Linked DNA regions of Homo sapiens: regions 2 and 3 are each linked to region 1. A link is a contact called in ENCODE Hi-C or POLR2A ChIA-PET data. All regions are on one chromosome and are shown on one strand. The core of a region is the stretch at or near the end of the contact, and the rest is flanking DNA. Distances in the headings are between cores, read along the strand shown. Region 1 overlaps RGS9 (regulator of G protein signaling 9). Region 2 overlaps GNA13 (G protein subunit alpha 13). Region 3 has its middle 46 kb from the start of LRRC37A3.

Region 1 (2,870 bases), core at 123-2,622:
GACATTGTGAAGGTACTTTTGTCAGGGTAGGAGGTTGGGACCTATCCTAGTTGATTTATAACTTTAGATGATGGAATGAAGGCTCCATGTGTACTCTCGCCCCAGGCCCTGCAAATCTTAGGGGCTGGCTTGGGAACAACACACAAAAAAACATGAAAAAATGGCATGAAAAACAGCAGGAGAGGCGGGCTCAGAGGCCAGGAGAGAATGTGCACCCGTACACCCGTCCCACCCACCTGCTCCCCTCAAGGATTCAGATTTATCTAAGGGTCAAGGCAAGCCAAGTTCCACCAACAAGCCCAGAGCTGCCGTACGACCCCACAGAAGCTCTGAGCCCCTTCCCTCAGCCTGGGCCCTCTCACCTCACAAGCAGAAGGTACAGCTCGTAGGCACAAGGTAATAGCATCTCAGAAGATAGACAAGGTGCCCTGGAACGAAGCACCGCATCACAGATACCATCGTGCAGATGCCAATGGTCACATTTTCCAGCAATCTTAGCCTGCTTTCCAAAGGCCAAGCTGGAAGCCTGTCTGCATGGAAACAGGCCCACATAACACATCAAAGAAGAGGGCCAGGATTGAGACTCCACTCCCTGTGTTCTTATGTCTGGATAATTGCCAATGATACTTCCCTCCTCGGAGGCGGTGCAGGGACATTTCTTCTTATGACCCATATACACGCTCTCTGGGCGTAATTGCCTGCCTACGACCATGGCTGGGTGTAGACAACCTGTAATTCTTCCCTTCATGCCCACACCCTAGGACACAAATGTCCAGCCATGATCTCTGTCAGTGTCCACATGCACACTGTCATGGCTTTCCATGGTTCTCCCTCTGTTGCTCTTAGCATCATTCACTCCTGGATGGCTGTTCAAAAGCAAAATCCTTCATCTAAACTCCTAGGACTGGGTGTTTAGACTTTCCACACCAAGTCTCTCTCTTTAAATGCTACACAGTGGTGCGCAGGCAGAGAGACAGACCTAGGCAGACATCAGACTGATTAGCTCTCTCCACCGAGGAGCCGAGGGCTTTCTCATCCACTTGACTGCCTCCCGAAATAGATCAAATGAGATTATGGTGCCACCAGCATCTGTACCACGCGGTCTACGTTGACAGCCTGGCAGGCTGCTCAGCCTCCCGCATCAGCCACCTTTGTCCCGAGGAAGCCCTGGGACGCCTGCCGTCCAAGAAGTTAAATAATTTTTTTTTATCGGTGCTGTTGTTGCAGGACCAGGGCTTCTCCCTGTGTTGTTTCTACAGCAGCTGGAATTCACCTGTGCAGGAGGAACAAGGAAGCCATGGCAGGATGGGCGACCTCGCCCAAATCCAGGAACCAAGTGTGCCCCGTGTGCAGGGAAGGAAAGCAGCTGGTGCACAACTGACAGTAGATAAGAATATGGACTCTGGGCTGGGCGCGGTGGCTCATGCCTGTAATCCCGGCACTTTGGGAGGCCGAGGCGGGTGGATCACCTGAGGTCAGGAGTTCGAGATCAGCCTGACCAACATAGTGAAATCTCATCTCTACTAAAAATACAAAAATTAGTTGGATGTGGTGGTGGGTGCCTGTAATCCTAGCTACTCCGGAGCTGAGGCATGAGAATCGCTTGAACCCAGGAGGCAGAAGCTGCAATGAGCCAAGATAGTGCCACTGCACTCCAGCCTGAGCAACAGAGAAAGACCCTGTCTCAAAAAAAAGTATAAGTAAAAATAAAATATATATATGGACTCTGGAGTCACATTGCTGGGCTGAAATTCAAGCTCACTCATGAAATGAGCTTAAGGACATGAAGGCAAGTTGCTGAAACTCTTTGGTCTCCATAACCCCATGTGCAAAAAGTGGGCAGTCATATCTACCCTTAACTTTATTGTGAGTGTTAACAGACAATGTGTGGGAAAGCACTAGCTACCACCACCATCCAGCACCCACTGCATACTCAGCACCTGCACAGAACTCTCTCACTTCCTTCCTGCACTCGTTCCCTTAGGGAGGGATTGCCATTCTTGCATTAAAAATGAGAAAACTGGCCAGCTGTGGAGTCTCAAGCTGGTAATCCCAGCACTTTGGAAAACCGAGGCAGGAGGATCACTTGAGCCCAGGAGGTCAAGGCTGCAGTGAGCCATAATTTTATGACTGCACTCCAGCCTGGGAGACAGCATGAGACCCTGTCTCAAAACAAACAAACAAAACAAAACAAACAAACAAAAACAATGGAGAAAGTAAACTGAGACCAGGGCTACAGCTAGAAAAGACACCTGAAGGATTTAATCCTTCACTCTCCACACAAGGACAGACAATAAGTGACTCATGCATTCAATAAACTTTTACTAACCATCTGTTACAAACACAGCTCTGAGAAGCATTGGGATTACCCAGATGAGCAAGACAAGGTACTTTCCCTTAAAGGGCCCCAGTCCAGTAGAGAATTCAGGCCAAAATTAATGACAGTCAAAGGCAGGGAGGGGGACAGGGTCAGGGATGCCTTCAGGAAGAATTGCCCCAGCTGCATCTGAGGTGATGGGGGACACAAAGGCACCCTGAAAAGTCTGCCCCCTGTTTCCACTCTTTGGGTGCCCAGAGCTACGCTGGTTCTTGGCCTTTCCAAAGTCTGGCTTGTCAGTGTTTCCTTTTCCTCCATGAGCTGCTCTATAGCATTTCAATTACTTCCCCTTTTGCTCCAACAAAAGAGTGGGTCTTCTGTTGCTTGCATGCAAGGAAACCTGAGTGACACATTGCTGGTGGGGGCATCCTTTCTTCTAAGCAGTCAGAAAGGGAAAGGGGAAGCTGTGAGCCAGCTTGTCTCTGCAAAGACTAGGGCACCTTGAGTGAAAAATAAATAGTCAGGTCAGGGGTGGCATAGAGAGGGAGGCCTC
Region 2 (3,024 bases), core at 332-2,831, 130 kb after region 1:
AGAATCACTTCTCTCGGAACTTGCTAAGATTTTGATTGGGTGGATTTGTTTGGAGACCTGGGAATCTGTATTTTTAATAAGCACATTAGGTAATTCTGATAGATTACCAGGATTAAGTATCATTGGTCTAGAAATGTGTAAAGGGTCAGATAGTATAATATTTTAGGCACTGCGTGCCAAGGGAAGAAATCAAGGGCATTATGTAGGTATTTATATAAAAAGTTTTATTGATGAGATTAAAAATATAAACTTGTGTGCAAGTTTTTGTGGCTACGAATGTGAAAAAAATTGGATTCTTTTGGAATAACATTTTGTTTATTGGGATTCAATGTTTTAGCATTTTTTTGTCAGAGTCAGTTGCAAATATTCCTCCATTCTGATCTGTAATGAGATTTTACACATTTCATCCTTGAAAATATATTTTCACACAGATACTACCAAATGAGCATATGATTTTTTATTTTTTGGAGAAGGTCTTGCTCTGTCGCCCAGGCTGGAGTGCAGTGCCATGATCACAGCTCATTGCAGCCTCAACCCCCGGGCTCAGGTGATGATCCTACCTCACCCTCCCTAGTAGTTGGGACTACAGGCACATGCCACCACACCCAGCTAATTTTTTAACTTTTTGTAGAGATGAGTCTCAGTATGTTGCCTAGGTGGGTTTTAAACTCCTGGGCTCAAGCAATCCTCCCGCTTTGGCGTCCTCCCAAAGTGCTGGGATTACAGTGTGAGCCACCGTGCCAGCCATAGCATATGATTTTTATTGAGCATAGTCAGTGCTTGAGAGATACTTACAGAATCCTGTTAGATTCTTCTCAGTGTTTGCCTCTTAGCATGTCATTACATTGCAGATTAACCACTTGAAGGTTAGGTAGAAGCTCTTCATTTGCGTAGTTAAATGGATTTTGAAATATGGAAATTTCCTTTGCACTTACATAGGGGTCTGAAAGATGCTGTTGGAACTGTAGTTAGAGTTTAGAAATATTATGTCCACTGGAAATTTGTATGGGAATGGAAGTCTCACTTTTTGTTTTAACTTTTGACAGCAAAGAAAGTATATAAAGCAGTTTGACATTGTTTTGATTAAAACTATGCTAGCTGTCGAAATGACTTTACCAGAGTGTAAGTTTCACCAACAGTGCCGTTTTGCCTTGTAATTTTAGGTTGAATTCATTCAGAAATCAAATCAAGTCTGCCCTAAGGCTAATTTCCGAAACCATTCAGCGTTCAACAATAGTGGTTAAGGGTAGTTCTTGTTCAGGAAAAGAAATCAGTTCCATCCCTGTGCTCAGAAAAAAGTCAGTAAAACTTTAGCGCTGCTAAGACATCGAACTGTGTCAGAATTTTCACTTTTTGTTTCTGACAGAAACTCATGACCTGCTGATGGTCAGGTTCACAGGAGCGTGTTAAATTCATCACTGACATTACTCGTTCATGAGCACAATAGATTCATGTGTTTCCCACAAGGTACATGCTCATGAGTAATGCAGTGAGTAACCCTTACACAGGTTTTGCATGTTTGACCCCCTTTCTGTTCCACGCATTTTTACCACCATCAGTTGTAACACAGCCTAGCATATTCCAGTTTAGGCTGTACTCATTTAGTGTTTTCTCAGCTTCTCTGAAAATACTCTCACACGTAGCTCTTCCACATGGACTGTTCATACAGGCTGGTTCTTCAGTCACTTCAAACTTGGCATTGATTCCCTAAGTAAACAACAACTGAGCATTGTGGTAATAAACTCAGCAAGAGCCAGGGAAAACCACTGAAATAATTTGCCATGTTTCTTAATTGACAGTTGATGGTTGTTCCGAGTGTCCTCAACTCTGAGCAGCTGCTCTCACTGAAAGGCTAATAGTCTTAAACAAGGTTACTTTCTCTGGCCATATTTCTTCAGCTGTTACAATCAAACATGAGTTACTCACTCACTTGGTAAATGGCATTCCTTGCTTGTCTAACAAAAACTTTGAAAACTTGAAAATACTTTGGTTGCAGTCTCATTTCATTTTTTGTTTTGGTGAAGAAATTCTGCAGTGATAAGCTATTCCATTTTAAAATTTTGCATGTGTTTTGTTTTTGTTTTATGACCGTTGCTTTTCTGTGGGTTGGGAGGATTGAAGAAAGCTTAGTCTGTAAATGTTGGCATACATTGTATTCTTCTAGCATAGCTATAGTGTCATTGCATAATAAATAATGCTTTACCATGGAATTTGATAGCAAAATTATTTACATCCTACTGTGCCTTAAAAGTGTGGTATTCAGGGCCTTCTTTTTATTTGGATGGATGTGTATTTACTCCCTTTTTTTTTTTTTTAATGTCATGGTGTGGCAATACTGGTGACACTTGGAATATTTTCAAGTTATAACTGTGTCACTGCAGTTTGTGGTGCACCAAGCAGTGGTGCAGAGTCATGAGAGTGCAACACACTGCCTCAGTCTCCACTCCTCACCTCTGCTGTTGTAGCCTGGAAGTTCCCATAGACGATACACCAACAGGTGAGCGTGGCTGTGTTCCAGTGCATTTTTATTTATGGATGTTGAAGTTCGAATTTCATATCATTTTTACATATCATGAAATAGTCTTTTAAGTTTTTTCCCCAACCATTTAAAAATGAGCCGTACAAAAACAGGCATTGGGTTGGATTTGGCCTTCAGGCTATATAGTTTGTGGACAGACCCCTGGTCCAGAATCTAGTTAAATATAAGGAGCAATCCATTTGCTCTCAACCAGCTCTTCCTTCTGCCATAATAGTAATTCACTAGCACTGTTGTAGTTGTATATACTTTTTCAGTGGTACTGTGTTGAGGATCATTTGAAAGATCTTAATACATATTGCCAAATTGCTTTCTAGAATATGTTTACCTTGCTTTTTATTAGAAAATCTATATTTGATACCCATCTCTATAAACCTTATGTTATATTCTTAAGGCATGAATCAGACTTTGAATTAAAAAACTCTACTCTTTACCTATTTTCTATAAGCAGAGTTGCCCTTTTCTTATTGACATAAAGCCACTGGTGT
Region 3 (2,999 bases), core at 13-2,512, 190 kb after region 1:
TGTCGGGGTGCCATGAATGCTGATGATGGTCTGCAGGTTGTGAACATCAGCCCCATTGCTACAGGGGTGGACAGGTGGAAAAGCTCAGACTTGACAAACCACCTCTGCTAGATAGATGTGTCTTGGAAATCCAGAAATTACAGTGAATATTTTATGGAATGCCAGTGAGCAGACAGCATTTCCCACTTTCCTATCTTACCTTGAGGGTAAGACTTAAAGGTATTTTTTTTTCTTGTAATTTGAAGCCTAAATTCTTTGATTGTTTGATGTATGCAATATGATGTAAGGCACATTTTATACCCCTAGTCAGTGGTTTCCCTTGGATTCATTCTCCTACTTGATTGAACCCATTTAAGTCATTTTAGGAAATGGTGGTTTGCTATTAAAATTAATTGGAGAGAATACTTGGTCATTCTGTTAGCAAAAAGAGACTGATGGAGCATGGTGTTTTATGGATTCTGTTACAGGGCTTATTCCTCCTTGAATAATGTGCTTTAAAAATTATTGTCCATTCGATTACATTTTCTTTTATTTTCCTACAATGTAAGCACGGTTTTAGTCCTGTAGGTCAGCCTTTCTCACAAACTCTTTTGAACTAAGATTTGCCTAGGTGAATAAATTGGGGATGACGGTTGTCTGGAGAAGATATAAGGTCCATTTGTGAATACTCTGCACTATGAGACCAGGAGAAAAATCATCTAAGAAATCGTTCACTCTTGCTAAAAACTGAACTAAATTTTATATGATGCATTTATTCAGCAATCATAAGTGCTGTGCATAACTATTGTACATATTTTTGGACAATTTCTTAGGGTTCAGCTTAAAAATATAATTTGCCTACTGCAACTAAATTTTATGTACTGTGGTTAAATCTTTGTAGTTTTAGAAGATAATTTTCACTAAATAAATCCAAGCAGATTTTGCTCTGCAAATGCTGAATGAAGTATTGAACTAATAAAAAGGATTAATAATTTTCTACTGTCTAAATAATCTTAGAAATCAGTGAATTTGATTCATTTATGTCGTAGATCCTGATCCCGTTTACCTGTGGAGTTAATATCTCTCCAGTCAAGAGATTTTTCAGGCCTCAGACTTTTAATGGTGAGGGTTAAATAGAAGAATTTGGCGAGGATTACCCGTCGGTTCTTGTCCAGCTTGCTTTTTGAAGCACACATTCCCCTGATATGAATAATTTACATTTCAAGCCCTACGAGGGACAGAGGGCCGCGTTGCTCCCTCTAGGGAGCAGCAGTGCTAAAATCGAAGCAGGCAGCTGCGGGACCGCTATAGCCGGCCCTGCGCTCGGGCCCTTCCCGGGCAGGAAACGCGTCGCTGTCCCCGGCTGCGCCCAGGCCAGCGGGCACAGCAGCTGCGAACCGCCGGCGCACCACCTGTTTCCGCGCCCGGGGACTTCCCCGGCGGGGCTCAGAAGTGTGGGGTCGGTCGCTTGGCTTCCCCTGGCGTCGGCGACCCAGGGTAACCTCCTCCACTGCTGCGTGCCGTGCAGGCCTGCCTGTGTGAGAGCCACGTGTGCCGCGCTCTGGGCACAGCCTTGGAAAGTCAGGACCGCGACGGCAGCAGAGCAGTGAGTGGAATTAATTCTCAAGTAGAGCATTTAAAAAGTGCTTCATTGAAGAGTTTGAATCTCAGTCACTTTGTAGATTCGGATATCTAGAATGGCACCGTCCAATAGAAATATAATACAAGCCACCTATGTAAGCTTAATGTTTCTAGTAGTCGTATTAGCAAATGCATAAAGAAGCAGGTGGAGTTAATTTTAATAGTATATTCTATTTAATCCAGTGCATCCAAAATATTATTTCAATCAATATCAATGCTGAATATTTTATATCCTTTTTTTTTTTACCGTCTTCAAATTCCTGTATGTATGTTACACTTGCAGTACGTCTTACTTCCAACTGGCCACATTTTCAAGTGCTCAACAGCCCCATGTGGCTTGTGGCTACTGTATTGGACAGTGCAGCTCTAGAGCAGTACCCAACTCTAGTGTACCTGGAAAAATGTACCCGTGGTATTGAGTTACTAGGAGAGGAAGGCTTATTTCAGGAAAAGGTCATGTAAATCTTCTGTCAGTACAGCCGGTGCTGACATTCAAGCTGAAAGGGTGTATGTAGACACCGTTTAATGTCTACATTAAAGGCCTCTGGCTTCGGTGTTAACTTGTTTCTTTAAAAGCTTGATACTGTTCTCTGTTGCAGCTTGTTTTTTACCCTCCCGTCTTCATTTTCAAGGGCCTGGTATTGTCTTCAAATGCATTTCCATTTTTGGAAAGCGGAGTCGTAAAGCATTAATAATGTGGAGATTGTTTAGTCCATTTCATGCATGAGGACACAAGCCTGCAGCAGCCGAGTAAACTTGCGTGTCATGTAACCAATGGCAAAAATGGGATCAGATCCCAATTCTCCCTAATGCTGAGTTATTCGTTATTTTCACTGTGCTACATGACCTCATTGAAGTAAAATATCACCGGCGAGAACCTAACCATTTTTCCCCCAGGTTGTTTACAAGGGATTATACACGATTAAACTTTCAATTTCTTTTCTGTTCAAGTAGAGCCATCTGGGGTTGCTCAAAGTTGGAGAAATCAGTCTATGTACAGTTCTGCCTTAGTACCAAAAAAAGAGAGGTGCGATATTTATTTATTTATGAAATAGGGTCTCGCTCTGTTGCCCAGGCTGGAGTGCAGTGGCATGATCACGGCTCACTGGAGCCTCCACCTCCCATAGTCAAGTGGTCCTCCCACCTCAGCCTCCCAAGTAGCTGGGATTACAGGTGTGCACCACCATGCCCGGTGTATTTTTTTTATTTTTAATTTTTAGAGATGGGATTTTTTCCACATTGTCCAGGCTGGTCTGGAACTCCTGAGCTCAAGCAATCTGCCTGCCTTGGTCTCCCAAAGTGCTGGGATTACTGACGTGAGCCACCGTGCCCCGCCAAGAGTTGCAATATTTAGTAAAGCTCTTGCGACTAGTTGAGGC

Evidence for each region. Hi-C counts contacts between places; a loop is a spot of excess contacts on that map. ChIA-PET counts read pairs that join two places held with the same protein, here RNA polymerase II (POLR2A). Pooled maps may share reads with other maps.
Region 2: a loop to region 1 is called in a pooled map, with 2.4 times the contacts of the local background. The contact joins two enhancer-like sites. A Hi-C loop is called at or near these places in 3 of 50 pooled maps. POLR2A ChIA-PET finds 5 or more read pairs at or near these places in 4 of 52 experiments (PC-3, SK-N-SH, activated CD4-positive, alpha-beta T cell and 1 more).
Region 3: a loop to region 1 is called in a pooled map, with 2.1 times the contacts of the local background. The contact joins two enhancer-like sites. A Hi-C loop is called at or near these places in 2 of 50 pooled maps. POLR2A ChIA-PET finds 5 or more read pairs at or near these places in 5 of 52 experiments (AG04450, B cell, activated B cell and 2 more).

The regions. Positions count from the first base shown.
Region 1 is chr17:65,154,858-65,157,727 of GRCh38, reverse strand. All of the region lies in intron 2 of RGS9 (regulator of G protein signaling 9), which reads right to left. Among named protein-coding and RNA genes, the nearest start is that of RGS9, 19 kb to the right of the region's middle. RefSeq lists an enhancer at 2,293-2,452. Within about 2 kb of position 1,372, at least 5 of the 41 ENCODE cell types and tissues checked have a DNase peak (open chromatin) inside an H3K27ac peak, as active enhancers do.
Region 2 is chr17:65,021,693-65,024,716 of GRCh38, reverse strand. All of the region lies in intron 2 of GNA13 (G protein subunit alpha 13), which reads left to right. Among named protein-coding and RNA genes, the nearest start is that of GNA13, 34 kb to the left of the region's middle. Within about 2 kb of position 1,581, at least 8 of the 41 ENCODE cell types and tissues checked have a DNase peak (open chromatin) inside an H3K27ac peak, as active enhancers do.
Region 3 is chr17:64,964,399-64,967,397 of GRCh38, reverse strand. It overlaps the pseudogene AMZ2P1. Among named protein-coding and RNA genes, the nearest start is that of LRRC37A3, 46 kb to the right of the region's middle. RefSeq lists a silencer at 1,162-1,325 and an enhancer at 1,545-1,594. Within about 2 kb of position 1,262, at least 8 of the 41 ENCODE cell types and tissues checked have a DNase peak (open chromatin) inside an H3K27ac peak, as active enhancers do.